3 separate regions of the Homo sapiens genome follow, and regions 1 and 3 are each linked to region 2. Evidence: read pairs that join two places in POLR2A ChIA-PET (ENCODE). Cell type or tissue: Panc1. All regions are shown on one strand. Each heading gives the region's core, and the rest is flanking DNA. Links, peaks and the distances in the headings are about the cores only.

Region 1 (5,000 bases), core at 1-5,000, 62 kb before region 2:
GTATACCATTGGCTATATCTACCAAACCCAGGGCTGTCCCAGTTGCTACACAAAGTGTCCAGCAAAGGGATCCTGATTGCTGCTGGATCCATTACTGAAGATGCAATATGACCTAACAGAAAGGATTGAAAAAAATTATTTGGTTAAATAGTGGAGAAGAGTTCTGTCACCTTCAAGAATACAGTACTGAAATATACTACTGTGTTTTCATATCATAAAGAAAAAATTATAATACCAGAAAATAAAAACAAGTTTCCCTAATCACATGGCTCAATCCAGTCCATTTACTATGTATACAAAAATGACATCTTTCAATATAACTTTCAAAACATTTGTTTTTCTAGTGTTGAAAAGAAAAAAAAAGCTCTCTGGTCAATTCTCATATGAAATTTTATCTTTTCATAGTAAGAAGATATCACCTGAAAAGAAGCAAGCTCCGTCATCAGGGCTGTATATCCATAAGATTTAATTCAGTCTATTGAGATCCAGCAAGACTTATAGAAACTTTTGCTTCACAACAAATTTTTAAAAAATTGTATGGAGGCCAGATATGACATCTCACGCCTGTACATGTAATCCCAGCACTCTGGGGGGGGCTGAGACAGGAGGTTTACTTGAGGCCAGGAGTTTGAGATGAGCCTGAGCAACATAGCAAGACCCAGTCTCTACAAAAATAGTATTTTAAAAATTAGCCAGGTATGCTAGCACATGTGTGTAGCCCCAGCTACTCAGGAGGCTAAGGCAGGAGGATCATTTGAGCCTAGGAGTTCAAGGCTGCAGTGAGTGATGGTCACACCACTGCACTCCAGCCCGGGTGACAAAGTGAGACTCTGTCTCAAAAAAAAAAAAAAAAAAATCTACAGAGATGCAATACATGACCTGAATAACCTAAATACAACTAAATTTATTCCATTTGGAAATTTAGGGTTTTTTTGTTTGTTTTACAGTACTCTGAACATTTGGTCCTTACATGCCAACTGGTCATATATGCTGGACATATCCATTAAATTACCTGCATGATTAAGGCATGATCCTGATATAAATATTAAAAGGGAGACTTCAGAAAATTAACTAATAGCTTTAAATGCTGAAAACATTTAGGCATCTATTATCCATATTATTAGATGTTATCATATATAAACACTTTATTTAAAGCTATTTTCTTTGAAGGTACCTTTGCAATTTCAAGTAAGAGGCAATGGGTTATGATAAATAAACTGGAAATACTAAAAATAATAATCCATCCATTTTAAATGCCCTATTTCTCAATTATTTTTCATTGGATATACATTACTACCCAGTCTGTTACATTACAGTTTTAACTACAAGAAAAAAGTAGTGTACAGCAGTGCTAAAGAAATAACTGTGCTATGTGATTAAGTTTTTCTTTCCTATCTAATTGTTTTCATTTCTCTACCAGATAAAGTAGTGAGCAAGAGAAAGAATGTTATACTCTTTACAATACTTTGTCCTGTTACCTTGGCTCATCCTCAAGGCTTCTCTTGACTTTAATCTTGTCCTCTCCAGCACTCAGGTGAAAACTAAAAACACAAATACATATATTCATTAATCCACCTCACCAACTACATCATCAACAATAAAATTTGGGGACCTGAAATAAAGAGACAGAATGGGAATTCTAAGCCAATATTTTCAAATGTGTGTCCTGAGGTTCTAGCTTCTTTCAGAAAGCTAGGCAACTGTGTGCTTTTGCTCTGTTTTGAAGATTCACAATTCATATTATTACACTAAAGAAACTGAGACGTTCTGATAAAAAAATCTGCTTCAGTTTGTACAATAACGTACTTCCTGAACTTATATGACAATTTGACACCTGTTCTGTGTTATTAAATCTCTTATCTTCACAGAATATATGTTTAGGGGTCATGACATACACTTTAGAAAACTAGTTCAGGTATAGAACTATGAAAACAAGGTACACAGGAGGATATATGGACAATACAAATTGCTGAAGATAGTGGAGGATTTAAATATAAATACAGTGAAGGATAATTTCGAAAAGTTAGGTTGCAATCAGACAGACTGTCGATGTACGAAATTAGATCTGGAAAAAAAAGTGGTCTTGAAATGGGTACACACAACCAGGGGGTGCTCTAGGTGATCCACCAGGGTGTGAGAAGAAACTAACAACTTCTATTTATATTTAATTATCCGATTTTAATTTTTGACACATTATAACATGATTTAAAACAAATACAAATTAACTGTAATGCATGATCAAAACAGTTTAAAACCATCGCTGCAGCATGGAGGTTTTTTGTGCAATGAACTAATACACAGTTGTTTTAGAAAGATTATGTATATAGTAGCTATGTGTGTGTATTTGTATGTATATTTTGGTACAATCAGAGAGACAAATAGTAGCATTAAATTAGACACTACTTTTAATTTATCAAATAATTTATTCTGTCTTACCTGATATTAACGACATAAACCGTGTAGTTCCAATTTTGGAAGGTTGAATTGAGCTGGAAAACACAATGGAAAAGGCTGAGTTTTGCTAATACCTTTAAAAAATATCTAATTCAAGTTTCTACCTAAAACATAAGTTGTTACTGAGATAAGACCCTGGGAAAATCCTGAAGAGTTGGAGGAGTGAACAGTTAATGGATCATTGTAACAGTTAATGGATCACTGTATACCAAGAATTTGATAAATGTTATTCCTTTCAATCCTCACAACAACCAATGAAATAGGTATTATCCCCACACACCCCATAGTCTTATATATAAAGAAACTGAGCTTTCACAGATAAGAAATGGTTTGCCCAAGATCACCCAAGTAAGCAGTAGCAGATGCCAGATTGGAACCCAAGTCTGTCTGTTTGGAAAACTATCATTTCCTCTCTAGCCCTCATATTAAAGAAGATTTGCAATAAATATCTTCTCTATTCTTCATTTAACAACACTAAGATACACTAAACATTTTTCTAGTAATTACCATCTCACAATATTAGTAATAAGAAAAATTATAAATTAACAATATAAATTAAAAAAATAAAATAAGTTCAATACTATTGGAACTATGTATTTATTATGTGGTTATTTAGCAGTCTTTATGGTCTCAGCATAAGAGTTTTTAATGAAGCAATGGATTCCTCCAATATAAAGAAGCTTCTATGATGCAGTTTCCCATACAACTGCAAAACGAGATTCCCTCACTGACATGAGAGACTCCTATTTACATATCATCTCCGAATAGTGATTTAGGCCTTGTTTCATACACACATTTAGCCTCTCTTTTAAGCATTTCTAAAACTGAATGTAAGTTTTAGGGAATCCTGGCAAAAAAAATGTTAAATTATTTTAAAATTGTAAATAGTAATAATTTGAAACAGGTACACTATTTATATTTTCTCTGTTATCAAGTATCTGCTTTGGTATCTTGCATTTTAAACAAAAATGTCTAGTAAAGTTTAGCTGCAGATGAGAATAAAGCTATGTTGAAAACCATGCATGAAGTAAATATAAATGTAAGCTTATACCTTATCTAGCACAAACTTTCTAGTGAATGCTAAATTTAGATTAATAACATTACCCATTATTTGCACAAATAAGCTAACAGTAGCTTATTTGAGAATGAAAATAAAGAATTTTATCTTCTGAAATCACTCTAACTTTAAACAAAAAGAACAACTCTGGAAAGAAAATGGGATACACAGAAAGAATATACTCTTTCTGCAGCCTGCTCTCTCCATTGAGAGGTTAAACATCTCCTAGTATTTGAATGAGTTACTAATCTCAATGTGGCATTCCCAAAAATCAAACGTAGTATTTTTCTTTTATTTCAGTAGAGGATTTCACCTTTCTCACCAACTTTGTAACAGAGTTAATTACCTACTATTGTTACCTATGGTCAACTTTTTTTTAAAGAGTACTGCCTTTAAAATGAAGACTGTTTTCTATCAGTTATTTTTCAAATATATATAGATGTCTCTGTGTGTGTGTGTGTGTGTGTGTGTGTGTGTGTGTGTGTGTGTGTAGCTACCACTTCCTCTCAATGCGTAAACTTTCTTTTGCTACCAAAGACACGTTTATCAAACACCAAATATATATGAAAACCCATTTTTCTTATTTCAGAATGTATAGTGACTCAATTAAAAAAATTGTTTGAACTGTAACAGCATTATATATAAAAAGAAGTACAAAGTCTCACAGTATGCTGTAGGTAGGAAATGAAATAATAGAAAAAATAGAAACCTATGGAAAATAAAATTGAGATTGTTATTGTGAAGAAGAAAATGAAAAAATCCATGTGTTGTATTTGTAAGAAAAAGAAGAAAATAAAATGTTAAATTTTTTAAATTGAAAACTACAAAATGTTTACCAATAGGATACTGGTTAAATAAATTACAGCCTAACTGTCCATCAACAGAAGATCTGCTAAATAAATGACTGAACAGCCACATAATGAAATATTATGCATTGTTTTTTCAAAACAAAAAAAACATGTAGTTCTCTAATGTTGCAAATCTGGCAACAATAAAAATAAGTACGGTATAGAACGGTATGTAAAGTATACTACTTTTCGTGTAAAAAAGAAGGAAAATAAGAATCTATAGTTTAATTTTCTTTCATGTGCACAAAGAAATCTGGAAAAAAGCGGAGAAAACTAATAGTGATTTCCTATTTGCTGTTGGTTATTGGGTTGGTTCCATGCAGATGAGCAGCAAGGATGGGTGGAAGACTTTCATAATGCGTCTTTTCATACTTGCTGGTTTTGATCAAACATTCAAACAATTTTTAAAATAATCTATTTAAAAATATAGCAGAAAATACATGGATCTAATATGAAATACAGATACCTGTTGCCACCAAAATCTATTTCCATTTGTGCGATACTTTTCTTATTTAAGACATTGATAGTCTATTAGGCTCAGTTCTTATCCTTTATTCAAATGTACTTCTCTTCCTATGCATAAGGACAACACCTCACTTACATATCTACTCATATATTTCTAATGAATACCATCTGTGTTT
Region 2 (8,387 bases), core at 1,766-6,765:
GGTGTCCACCAAAAACCAAACATCTAAACCTGAAATTCAAGGTTCCCCATGACTTAACACTATTTCTGATCTCTTGGTTCTCAATACTATCCTCCGATCACCTGTAATAAACAAGAATATTTGCCTGTAGCTCTTTAAACACGTCTTTTGCTTTCTTACTACTGCACTCTGTGTAAGCCCTTTCCTGTCAGAATGCTGCTAAATGCAACAATAAACTCTTTCTAGACATGCTTTTGTCCAGTGCCAATCACCTTTATTCATTCTATTAAGATTTATAATCACTCCCACAGGTTTTAAACAATATGGCTTTCAAAAAATCTTATATTTTGTTTATTTCCCTCTAACATATTATTTTGAATTTCATTTGATTACTGTTTTAAAAGGATTGCCACAGTTCATCTTATTTCATAAGCCTAAGTACTGCCCTCTGTTTATTAAAAGATACTTATGAAACACAGTAAAACTGAGTATGAAAGAGAAAAAAGGTGTAACCAAAACAGTCATAGAATCACAAAATCTTGGTAAGGGACCTTCAGGTTCACCCGATTCAAACTCTGACCTCATGCTAGAGACCCTTGATTGCAACCCTGCCAATCTTCTAGCAGCTACCTGACTCTCCAGTGACAGGAAGCTCATTACTTTGGGGAAAAAGCCATTCCACTGTTGGCACATCTTATTGTCAGAAAGTTCTTCCTTATTCTGGGCCAAGACATACTTCCTGTAGCTTTTCCTCATAACTCCCAGCTCTAACTCTACAGGCACTTGGGCTTCTGCTACGTGTGGAGAGTTAGGTAACAGCACTTCTATAATCTGTTAATGTTTGCAAATTCACTTCATGGTTTTAGGGGGCATAGGATGGTATAGATAGCCTGGATTCCCTAGTGTTAACAAGTGTAATATATCTGGCAATGTGGAGTAGTTTTGTTTTTCCTTCTCTTGTCTTTACCACCTTTTTCCTTTAGCCAAACACTGTTTTTGATTCCCTGCTTTTTATGTGAAATGTTATTCTTCTTAGCTTCCTTCCTGAATTATTTCTTCCATCTTTTGTCTAAGAACTTTGTATTTCCATTAATGATCATATTTCTAGAATTTCAAGTTGAACATTCATATCTTGGGGTAAACCTTGGAAACATCCTGAAACTATCATAAAACAGATGCCATATCCATTCATTTGTTGGAAAACCGACTTTCTTCCTTCAGACAAAAATCTGATATCATTTATCAGTGGTAATTTACACCACATACCATCCCTGGTAAAAGATTTTATTCACCAAAATATATTTGAATTAAGAGCAATGACAGTGTGGACAAGCCATAGGATTAGAGACAGAAGGCCGGAATTAAAGTCCTTCCCTGCCACTTAGTGCTAATGTGATGATGGACAAATCCATTAACTTCTCTGTGATTCAATTTCCTCATCTCTCAATAATAATAAATTACAATGTACCAGGGACATGGATATCTATTGTATTGTTTCAGCCTCACCAGAGTGTGAAGTAGGTATTATTGATCTCATCTTGAAAAGATAAGAACCCTAAGTAATATTTCCAGATTCTCAGACCTTGAAGCTCAAAAGTGATGAAGGTGGCCGGGCATGATGACTCATGCCTGTAATCCCAGCATTTTTGGTGGCCAAGGCAGGAGGATTGCTTGAGCCCAGTAGTTGAAGCCTAGCGTGGGCAACACAGTGAGACCTTATATCTACTAAAAAAAACTTTTTTAAGTGATGAAAGTGAGATTACATCTCCATTCTGCCTGACTGCAACATTCAGTCTTCACTACACCACACATTAATATCAATAAGAAAAACAAGCTGATAGTCCAGGTCTGCCATACCTTGTGATCCTAATGTTATATGTAAACTCTTAGGGAAATAGTACAATGGGTCAGAGGGGATATAACCCTGAAAAACCAACAAATATGCTTGGTGATGAGTTAAAACAAAGGAGTCATCATACAGACAGTGCTCTTTTTCTAACCATCTGGGTCTCCCATTCTGTCCCCTAGAGGAGTTTGAATGACAAATCAAACTGAGTCACTGACTGACAAATTCAAGCAAGAAAATAATTTAATACTGTCTCAATCAAGACTTGCATCATATATTCTCTTTGCTCTGAAATGTAAGGCACATGACAGGATTATACTTTTCCACACTTATCACCATTTCAATCACCATTTCAATAATGGAAACCTGTGACCATCTCCACTCTAGCTTTTGCAACAGTTCAAATAATTCTCAGTCAGTAACTGCCAAGCTATTTTTACGCTCAGTATATTTCCTAGTGTACTTAGGCTAGGATGATAACTAAACTGCACACTAGCACTTCCATGTGCTTAACTTTCCAGGCGTCTGACAGAAGCCCTTACCTGGAAGATTCAAGAACTCCTCCTGGCTTGTTCTTACTGCCACGATCCTTCAGCCCATATTATGGTCCTTTACTTGTTGCTTGGGAGGATGAAGGCCGAAGGGTATTTTCACTAACTTAAAATCCCAAAGATAACAATAGATGTCTAAAAGATAAACACAATCTACTATATTGTGTCTCTCTTGCAAAAGCTATCATTTTTGGCGTGGTAAGTAATAATGTTTTATGTCCACATGACATCCAAGCCCCATGGCAAGATTTATAAGAAAGGGAAATCATTTCCTAGAGAAACTGCCTTGGAATGAGGTGGCTCATTATCTAAGCCAGCAGAACGTCAACTCTGCTTAACCCAGACTTCCTTCACAAAAAAAAAAAAAGCAAAAAACATGCTAGTTAAAAAATTCGAATTTAGTGGAGAACAGAGAGCCAACTGAGGTCTCAAGCCAGAAATTTACAAAATTTACTTTAATAATTAAAAATAAAAAACTTTCAATGTCTATGTAAAGACACCTAATACCTAAATATGCTTAAGTTTCTCTGTGAATTAAATTAGAAGAGGTATCACTAATATGCTAGGACTTTCTACCTACTCATCACTATGTGGTAAGTCAGCCTCTCTGCTGCAAACATTCAGTATTCGAATCTTTCACAACTAAAAGAACCAATAATATACTACATATGTATAGTTATTTTACAGTGATCGAAAAGGGGCGGCCACCTATATTGTGATCTTAAATCCCATTCCATCTACTTTAAGAAGAATTGTGAGCCATTCCTATATTTATATATGGTTTCTCTTTTTCTGAAGTATCAATGATATGTATTTTAGATTTAACAGCATATTACTCTAAAAACCTAATGATCTGTATTTAATTGTCCCATTATAAAGCTGTTATTACTGCAAAATACCAATATGGTACCGAATTAATAAAAATACAGTTAACTTTTCTGAGATAACATTTATTTGCATCTCACTAAAAGATGGCCTAATGACTAGACAAAAAAGTTAACATGAAAACATGCCAAATTCCACAAGCTGTGAATGAAAATGATTAGTTAATGAGGGGAGTGAGGGGGTGCTAGCAAGCAGTGACACGTATTTTCCTACTTAGTCACAAATACACTAAACAAAAAAAGAGCGTTTACAAAAAAAACAGAGAAGGCAATAGTTTTCATTATTCTATTCCATTAACACTGCCAACAGTAATCAATATTTTTGCTTTTAAAAAAGTAACAATCTAGATCTACATTCTGTAAATAACACTGCATTTCAGGACTATTTTCATCAAGGAAAGCAAAATGAGATCAAGTTAACAATATTTCTAAAAAGTTTTTTAAAGTACCCTTTTCAGAGGGTCATGTCATTGCTGGGTTCCCACTGCATTTTCGTCATACAGCATGATGATTATACCGACAGACACAGAACAGAAGAATCTCTTTTCATTTCTGACTCTGCAAGATGAGATCACAGAAAGCCTCACACAAAGCCCATGGGCTGCAGGATATGTCTCACTAGGCCTAAAAAGACACAGCTCTTTTCACTGTGGCTTTTCTTTGAACTATACACTTTAAAGGAGCCATAAGATTCAGAGGGGAGGGGCAGTGAAAAAAAAGAGGCAGCATATCTTCTCAGATCTAAAAGCATACAGATGGCAAAGGTTAGACCTTAGTGGGGAAACACTAAAAAGTCCAGGACAACTGAAAAACACTAGTTTGATAGTTTTTTTTTTTTTTAACTCTTTTCTACCCTGCTGTATTCCATAGAATGTCCATGTCACATACAGCCATGTCTGACCTCAACTCCAAAGGAGCTTTGGCTTCCCTGGGCCCCAGTCGGTGACTTCAGGCAAAGGCAAGTTTTGCTTCTGAGTTCCCATAGAAAAACTGTTCCTCAAGTCCAGTTATATAAATGAAGCTTAAAAAGCTTTTTTTTTAAAGAAACAATTCTGAATTTGTTTACATGGGAAAGAATTATATACTCTAAAAATATTGGCTATAGTTCCTCTGATGTATAATAAATTGAAAATCAATTTTTCAAGGTCGAAAGAGCATGTTTTTATACTCTGGTTTTGAAAATGGAAAGAGTAAGTTGTAAATTCCTCCTCCTCAAAACCCCAAATTAATGACAATCAGGGGAAAAGGCATATACAATATTTGCAACTTTCAGCCCACTAAATGCATTCCATACTATAAGGTTATAGAAAATCAAATCCATCTTCTTCTCAAGCATATTTTATTCCTCTTCCTGAAGGGAAAGGCAAAACTGTAATACATCATCTGTTTCTTGATTCTGAACAGAGAACAGAAATCTCTGAATCTAAAAATGGATCTGGTGACCTAGTATATTACATTGAGGGTTAGGGGAAGCCCTTTCCTTAATATGGTTTTCATGATTAATGAATGGCATTGCCATATTTACTCCCACATCTTTCCGGCTTGCATGAGCTTGTTTGGCTGAGAATAACATCAAGAAAAAAATGTTTTCACCACCGAATTTTTTTTCCACATTTTATTTCATTTTTTTTTAACTTGTAAGTTCAGGAGTACATGTGCAGGTTTGTTACACAGGTAAATTTGGGTCACGGGGGTTTGCTGTACAGATTATTTCATCAGCCAGGTATTAAGCCCATTAGTTATTTTTCCTGATCCAATGCAGCCATTAAAAAGAACGAGATCATGTCCTTTGGAGGGACATGGATGGAGCTGGAGGCCATTATCCTTAGTAAACTAACACACGAACAGAAAACCAAATACCACCTAATTCTTAACCTCTCCCTTTTAAAAAAAATTGCAGTGGCAAAAAAAAAAAATTGCAGTGGCAAATGAAAAATTTCTTCCAGCAGAATATGTTGTTTTCCTTGCCAGAGCCTAGTAGAGACTAAAATAAAGAAGCACACAACTGCAGGCTATATATGGGCTGCAGTGGAGAGTGAAGTTCATCAGTGCTCACGTATCTCACCTTTACACAGCTGTCTTCCCAGCCTCCTCCTTTTCTACTCCCTTCCTATAAGTGGCAGATATGTGACTGTTGTCATTGCACTGCAATTAGAAAAACTTAGAGAAGAATAAGATATCTTAAGGAGTAACCAAGAATGCATTAGCTACTGAAGTATTTGTACACCAATGTTTAAATGAAAAAGAAACCCTCAAGGCAGGAATACCTATTCACCACTCTAAGGTCCTTTCATTTACCCTTTGTGTTGATCACAAACATGACTCAATGATGGGAGCTTTTTCTACAAACAATGATTATTCACTAAGGGAAGGGGGAAATGCTAGTTTATATTAAATTCACTCACGTTGTGACAATTTTTGTTTTAGTAAGGACTGTGATGATCTCGTAAGGTAACAAAATAGATGCAAAAGGCTGCAGAAGATGGCTGATGCTTATACAATTATTTTCTTCCCTTTCAAAAGTGAAAATATTAGAGAAAAATGAAGAAAATAACCTTCAAATATTTTGGCATAAATGTCTTCTTTATAGCTACTTTTAGTTACTAATAAATTATTAAAATGAAATTGCAAACAACACTCAGAAAGGAAAAAATATGGCTAATGAGCCATGAAGATTATATATTACCCCAGAAACTCTCCCAAATTGGTTGTCTCCCCAAAAGTTCATTTTTAAAGTCCTTGGTTGAAACTTAAAATATTACTTTCCAAAACAATACTTCATGATTCATTGTGCAAATAACTGTGCTAAATAATAACAACTATAGCTAACATTTTACTTATTTAATTATCACAAAGACCTCAGAAGGCAGGAAGTACCATGACTGCATTTCACAGAGAAGTAACTTTTCCAGGGCCCATATGAAGTGTAAGTAATAACACCAGTATTCCAACTTACAGTTCATCTTCAGAGCCCACACACTGAACCATTATACTCTACTACCATCTCAGGGAGCCAATGTGGGGATGTGGATATAAGTAAGAAAAATATTATAAATGCTGGACAGACTTTTTAGGTAGCTCAGGACAAAAATTAAACTACAATTTACCTCAATGTCAATTTCATCGATTAAGAGTTTAAAACAGTCCAATTTTAGCTAACATCGAAATCACCTGGAAAGCTTGGGCAAACACAAGTCAATGAGCGCTACCCCAGACTTTCTGACTCAGTAGGTCTGTAATGACGCCCAAGGATTTGCATTTCTATGGCATTCCCTGGTGATACTCTACTGTTGGTTCCAAGACCAGACTTCACTTGAAAAACCACTGGTATAAAACTCTCTGGCAATACTTATAATTGAAACATAATAGAAGAAATTTTGTTGAGTACAATTACTGAACTATAATTAGATTTAAAAAACACAACCTGACTCCTGGCTATCAAGATGAAAGAAATGGAATCAGAAAAGGATAAGCAGGTCAGCCCAGTGGCTCACACCTGTAATTCCAGAACTTTGGGAGGCCAAGGTGGGAAGATCACTTGAGCTCATAAGATCGAGACCAGCTGGGCAACATGGTGAAACACCATCTCTACAAAATACACAAAAATTAGCCAGGCATGGAGATGTGTGCCTATAGTCCCAGCTACTCAGGAGGCTGAGGTGGGAGGAGGGCTTGAGTCCAGGAGGCAGAGGTTGCAGTGAGCTGAAATCATGCCACTGCACTTCAGCCTGGACAACACAGCAAGACCTTGTCTCAAAAAAACAAAACAAAACAAAAGGATAAGCATGTAAGGAGGTGTAAACCTCCATAGCCTTTGCTTGATATTGGTGGGCCCTTTGGAGGTTTACCTCCAAGATAATGGAAAAAACAATGACTAAGGACTAAGAGTCTGAAGAACTGCGTTCTGTTTTGTTTCTGTTTTCCCATAGGGCTGGCACTTAAGTATTCCTAACTTTGGTCTCCTTATCTGTAACGTAGGAAAAATAATTCTTTTGCCTTTTGGGAAGGAGGGAGAAATTGTAAGAATCTGATGAAGTAACTGAAAAAAAAATTACACACCAAGAAACAATATGCAAAATAAAGTAACATTATTGAGATATTGATCAAATTTGATTTAATCTCAAAATGTAGGATTCTTGTTTTCTTTCAAAAAAATTAAATGTTAACACTAGTTTATGATTACTGATCATTACAATGAGTCATGGAGGCATATTTCAACTCAAAAGATTTGTAAAAAAGTGGAGGAGTAAATGGAAGGGAATTCAGTGAAAAAACTGATAAAGAGCTTACCCTTTATAGAAATAGCTGACTTCCCAAATAGGATGAATAAAGATTGGTTACATAATACTCTTGCAGAGAAAGGGAAGTGGAATGATGACAGGTAAGAAGCCATCAGGTGCAGGTAGAAGAGTTCTGGTGCTACACAATGAGGGAAATGATAATACACATTTCCTATAAATATCTAGTAGCTTATCTTCCAACTGAATTGAATAACGATGTTCAGCCTCAGAGGTTTACTCTATGTCTGTATTAATTAAAATCTGTTTCTTGCTACAGCTGATTTTCACACTGTGTTCCAAAACATTTCCTAATATAGACGGTGAACTCCATGTGTTAAGTTTGAATGAGAAGATTTTCCAGTTTACACAGAAAGTTGCTGTTATGGTACTTCCAGTTCCTCCTAGTCCCCAAAGACTTTTTTTTTTTAATGAATTCCTCTTTTTATCTTTTTGCCTATCATTAAGTTAAATCTATGGTTCATTTGCCTCATTCTTTATTTTATGAGGCTTTAAAAATTAAAACATTTTTAGAAAAGTCATATTACCCCACTGACAACTGCATTACATCTAAAAACAACTTAATTAATAAAGCATACACACCCAAACAAAGTACTGGAGCAAGATGGAATACTAGTCTTTCATAATCAGACCAAGATGAGAAATTATCTTGGGTACTTTCACAATACCCATGATTTGGTACTAAATCATTAAATCATGTACTAAACGTTTTCTGGATGCCATCAGTTTCTGAAAGAATGATCTGTGTCAATTAATCTTAAAAGGATTCTTAAAGTAAAAAGATTTTCAAATAAAAAGCAAATGTATGCAAATATAAATCCCACAAGTC
Region 3 (5,000 bases), core at 1-5,000, 180 kb after region 2:
AAACATAAAAATCTGACAAGCCACAGAAAAATAAATATAAAAAAACATAAAAAATGTAAATGTAACAGCCCAATGAAGAATTTCAGTGAAAGTAGGAACTTATATCAAGCATAGTTATTGAAATCTACTATATATATACCTTGACTGTTCAAGAGTATATAAGCTTCCACTTTGAACAACCAAATATAATTGTCATAGAAGACAAACCTTATCAAAGATGCTTAAACCTGTATGAATGCCAAAAAAGAAATGAAAGTTAAGAATCTGTTATCTGACTCCACAGCCCCTTCAACTTTACGGTTTTTTCTAAAGAGATGTAAAATGAGTTGACATTACTCAAAAAGGAAAGAAATAATTTTTACAAAATAAAACTCATGTTTGCATATATGTTCACAAAAACAAACTTAAGAGGAATGGAAGGCTAATGGATAAATCAGTAGTCCAACATTCTGTGTGTTTATTGTCAATGCTACAGTAAAGTACCCTGAGAAAGCTTATTAATAAAAAAAAGTAAGTAATCAAGCAATAAGACTATAGACTCTAGTCTATCATTCAGGAACCAGCAAAGACTGAAAGGAACTGCTTCTCTTTATTGGTTTAGTTAAACTTGTCTGAATGAATTTAAAATCCAATTTCTATGTGATTAACCCAACAAAAAATAGTAAGAGGCAAGTTATTATTATTATCATTTTTTTGAGACGGAGTCTCGCTCTGTCACCAGGCTGGAGTGCAGTGGCGCAATCTCGGCTCACTGCCACCTCTGCCTCCTGGGTTCAAGCGATTCTTCTGCCTCAGCCTCCTGAGTAGCTGGGACTACAGGTAAACGCTACCACGCCCGGCTAATTTTTGTATTTTTAGTAGACAGGGTTTCACCATATTGGCCAGGCTGGTCTTGAACTTCTGACCTCGTGATCTGCCCACCTGGGCCTCCCAAAGTGCTAGGAGTACAGGCATAAGCAAGTGATTGTTAATGCTAATATCCATGTAGTTTACCATCTATCAATAAAGAAATCCATTGTTATTTAGCATTTACACTAAATTAACATTTTCTACTGGTATGTCCTGTAACATCTCAGAACTGAAATAACTTTATATATACTTACAGCTTCCTGAACAACTATACTGTATTTAATTTTCTGATGATGATATCAACAAATGAAGACTCTTGAGACTGTGTGTATACTTTAACTGGAAGTTTATTAACTTTACAATGTCACCCCCTAGAGGAAGCTTTAAAAATTGAAACTTGAAATTTTATACATTTACTCACGGCAAACTGAAAAAGGAAGGGGAAAGTTCTGAGTTTAGCTTTATCTACAGCACCAAACCTGGCAGAATCAAAATATTTATCTAACAGTGCCCACTTTTAGTAAAGATTCAAATATTTTCCGGCTTCATTAAAGAAAAATAAAGAGATGGAGCTCAGAGACATACTATTAACAGAAAGCATCTCCTTCATTTTCCACTCTCCACTTAGGGGAATCTCCGAGATTTTTTCACTGGCTTTTTTGCCTTTTTCTTTTGCCATGGATTGTACTAGTCCCTTTCCCCTCAGTTACTCTGTGGCTCACTCAATAACTGGTTCTCTAATTACTAGCTACTACCAACAATTTTTCATTCAACCGTTTTTTTTAATCTGACTTTGTTTATTCGAGTCTTGGTTCTATCACTTAGTAACAGAAGGACCAGAAAGACTGTGAGGCAGACATCCTGAAAGAAAGCACTGTTAAAATGCCAATCAGCTACAGGAATGCTAGTTGTCTGCCTTATTAGGTGACAACTGTATGGCCATACTTCCCTCTAGGGACCACAACTGCCTTAAAATTCAGGTCAATTTGGCTAACACTTTTTGAGCACCTGTTCTTTATTATGTAAATATCTCTAGTGGCCTAGCACTACCAGGCAGAGTAAATGAATAAAAACTGGTAGCACAGTGTAAGCCTTCCTCAGTTTACAGTCTAGAAGAAAGACAAGCAAATGAAAAAGCAATTACGGTAAAGCTACACCAAGGCATAAAGAACAAAAAGAAACACCTTAAAACTAGGAGACTTAAGAAAAGGCCTCCCAGAGAAAGTGACTTTCAAGCTAGTACCCAAAGGATAAAAATCTAGTGAGTGTGGTGGGGAAGAGAAGAGGTGTCAAGGCAGATAAAGTAGAATGTTAAAAGGCTTGGAGACAACCAAGTGCCTAATGTTCTAGTAACAAAATGAAATTAATTTGATTAAAACTACAAAAGGTGATTCAGAACTCAAATCATGAGGGGTCACTGAAGACAAAGATTTCTTCAGATAGACATATGGAACTGCATGTATAATAATTCCGTATTCCACACTTTCATATAAACCTTCCCTCACGTTATAAAAGATGCTTTGTAATGTTTAAACAATTACATTACTTTCTATGCAGTGGATATAACATAATTTACTTAACCATTTCCATAATGATATATATTTTAGGTTATTTTGAGCTTATCATAAATGTATAAATAATCATTCAGGAAATTCTGCATAAAGGTCTTACTAAATGTATAGTTATTTCCTGAACACGTTTCCCCAAACTGGAATTACTGAATTAGATACTCTACATTTTGCCAAAATGCTTTCCAAACTTTGTACCAATCACACAGCCATGTCAGCAAGGATCTGAACGCGTACTCATTTGTACTGAGTCATATTTTTACAGTCAAAAATTGTTATTCCACTTTAATTTACATTTATTACTAACTAGGATGAATGCTTAACTCTAGCTAATAAATTTCAAAATACAGTAGAAATGAAAGATATTCTAGAAAACTACTATATCAAGAATGGCTCAAGAGGAAAATATTTTTCTAATGGAAGAAATTGAGAAATATAAAAAAGCACAAAGTTCTGCTGTATCAATGATTTTTTTAAATCTAAAGAAAGCGGTAAATCTGCTTGCGTTTTTAATCCAACTCACATTTGAGGAAAAGGAGTAATTTTCTCAACAATATCTAAGAAACCAGAGTAACGCTGTTACTAAAAATCTCAAAATGATAACGTAACTATAATATATTAAGAACTCTCAAACTCAAAAATAATGAGCAAAAACATGAAGACATTTTACTGAAGATGATACCCATATGGTAAATAAGCACATGAAAAGGTTTTCAACTGTATTAGCTATCAGGGAAATAAAAACTAAAACCACAATGAGATATCACTGTACCTATTAAGAATGACTAATTAAAAATAGTGACACAAAATGCTGGTGAGAATGAAGAGAAACTCTATCACTTATTCATGTGTTGCCAATAAGAGTGTAAAATGGTACAGATGCTCTGCAAAACAGTTTGACAGCTTCTTATAAAACTAAACATGCAATTACCATATGATCTAGCAACTGAATTTGTGGGCATTTATCCCAGGGAAATGGAAACTAGGGTCACACAAAAACTATACGTGATTATATTCACTTTATTCATAATTGTCACAAATTTAAAACACTTAAATGTCTTCAATGATTAAACTGTTACACTGTAGTATACACATAGGGTGAAATTCTACTGAGCATTAAAAAAGGAATAAACTTGGATAAATCTCCAGAGATTATGCCAAATGAAAAAAGCCAATCCCAAAAGCTTATATATGATTTCATTTAATAGAACATTTTAAATGATAAAACTTTAGAAATGGACAACAAGTTACTGGCTACCAGGGGATGGGGGTGAGGTAGCGAAAAGGAGAAGGCAGGTTATATTAATAAAAGGGCAACAAGGGGAATTCTTAATTATTCTCTATCTTGACTATGGTAATGGGTACAGGAATGTACACCTGACAAAGCTGTTTAGAACTAAATATACACACACACACACAAATACATGTAAAACTGACAAAGCCTGAATAAACCAGTGAATTGTACCAATGCCAATATTCTGGTTATGGTACATTATTATAGTTTTGCAAGATATTATCATTGGGGGACATTGGGTAAAGGGTACACAGAATCTCTCTGTAATATTTCTTACAACTACATGTGCTGCACATGGACCTACAACTATTTCAAAAGAAAAAGTTTAATTAAAAGAAAATGCAAAAACTAATGGGATTCTTTCCAGAAATGGAGGGATGTTTCAAATATGAGAGAATTTACTATTTTGCTGCTACTTACATTAAAAAGTTCAAACACATAAACAATAAGCCTATTAGCATTTCCATAGACGGCCAAAAGTAATTTGATATACATTATTTCAACATTCATTCCTGATTTAAAAAGAAAACAAAAGACCAACCAACTTCGAAATGTAGGAATATTAAGGTAATTTTAAAAAGTGATAAAACACTAGAAAATTCCCATTAAGGCCAGAAGTGAATCATTTTTGGAAATGATATAAATACTAGAAAGGATAGGGCACAAGGTGTAAATCATATGATAATATGACCTATGACTCAATCTAAAATTCATTATAAACATAGTAAGGTAATGAGTTAGAGTACTAGGATTGTTTCCATTCTATTTTGTCATTGATTTGTGGTAGAACATTAAAAAAAAAAGCTATGAATTACTGTATAGTTTGTTTACTCAATCGACAGATAAGTTTTACAGGTTATCTAACATGTCTTAGATACTATATTAGGAGGTGGACATTCAATGATCATCACACGACATACTTCTTGTTCTCATAGAGTTTACATTTTAGTGGACTATTAGTAATATTTAGAGAGGAGGCATTCATTAAGAATTTGTAAATTCCATTTATGTGTCAGGTGGTAAAAAAAGAAAAAGATAATCCCTGTCCTCCAGGAGAATCAAGATTGAAAGATAAACAGATGTTTATATTATAACACATGTGATGAGGGGCACACAAGAACAATTTCTAGATCATCTTTAAGAGGTCATGAAAAATAATCTGTAAGAAGTAAAATCTGCACTGAGTCAGTAAGTTAGTCAAATTAATAGGAATGCAGAAGGATTCCTGGCAGAGGGTAGCACATAGCCCATGGAGCTTTTATGAATCAGCAAGTAGTTTAGCAAAATAC

The links. Peaks named below come from ENCODE experiments on the same cell type or tissue, not always from the same donor. Only the 100,000 strongest peaks of a DNase experiment are listed, where the experiment ranks them.
Region 1: POLR2A ChIA-PET joins it to region 2 with 7 read pairs; 3 of 35 experiments call an interaction of 5 or more read pairs at or near these places.
Region 3: POLR2A ChIA-PET joins it to region 2 with 6 read pairs; 1 of 35 experiments calls an interaction of 5 or more read pairs at or near these places.

The regions. Positions count from the first base shown.
Region 1 is chr6:142,390,437-142,395,436 of GRCh38, reverse strand. ADGRG6 (adhesion G protein-coupled receptor G6) reads right to left here. Exons shown (of 25, transcript NM_198569.3): 8 at 2,437-2,489; 9 at 1,479-1,541. Among named protein-coding and RNA genes, the nearest start is that of ADGRG6, 91 kb to the right of the region's middle. In Panc1, for the core only: no CTCF peak of the experiment used is centred there; no DNase peak of the experiment used is centred there; H3K27ac peaks cover 3,228 bases.
Region 2 is chr6:142,326,849-142,335,235 of GRCh38, reverse strand. All of the region lies in intron 2 of ADGRG6 (adhesion G protein-coupled receptor G6), which reads right to left. Among named protein-coding and RNA genes, the nearest start is that of ADGRG6, 29 kb to the right of the region's middle. RefSeq lists a silencer at 570-864. In Panc1, for the core only: no CTCF peak of the experiment used is centred there; no DNase peak of the experiment used is centred there; H3K4me3 peaks cover 1,237 bases; H3K27ac peaks cover 5,000 bases.
Region 3 is chr6:142,152,858-142,157,857 of GRCh38, reverse strand. The region is part of intron 1 of VTA1 (vesicle trafficking 1); the gene reads right to left. Among named protein-coding and RNA genes, the nearest start is that of VTA1, 8.1 kb to the right of the region's middle. RefSeq lists an enhancer at 1,592-2,219. In Panc1, for the core only: CTCF peaks have their summits at 1,050 and 1,251 (motif pointing left); no DNase peak of the experiment used is centred there; H3K4me3 peaks cover 377 bases; H3K27ac peaks cover 4,593 bases.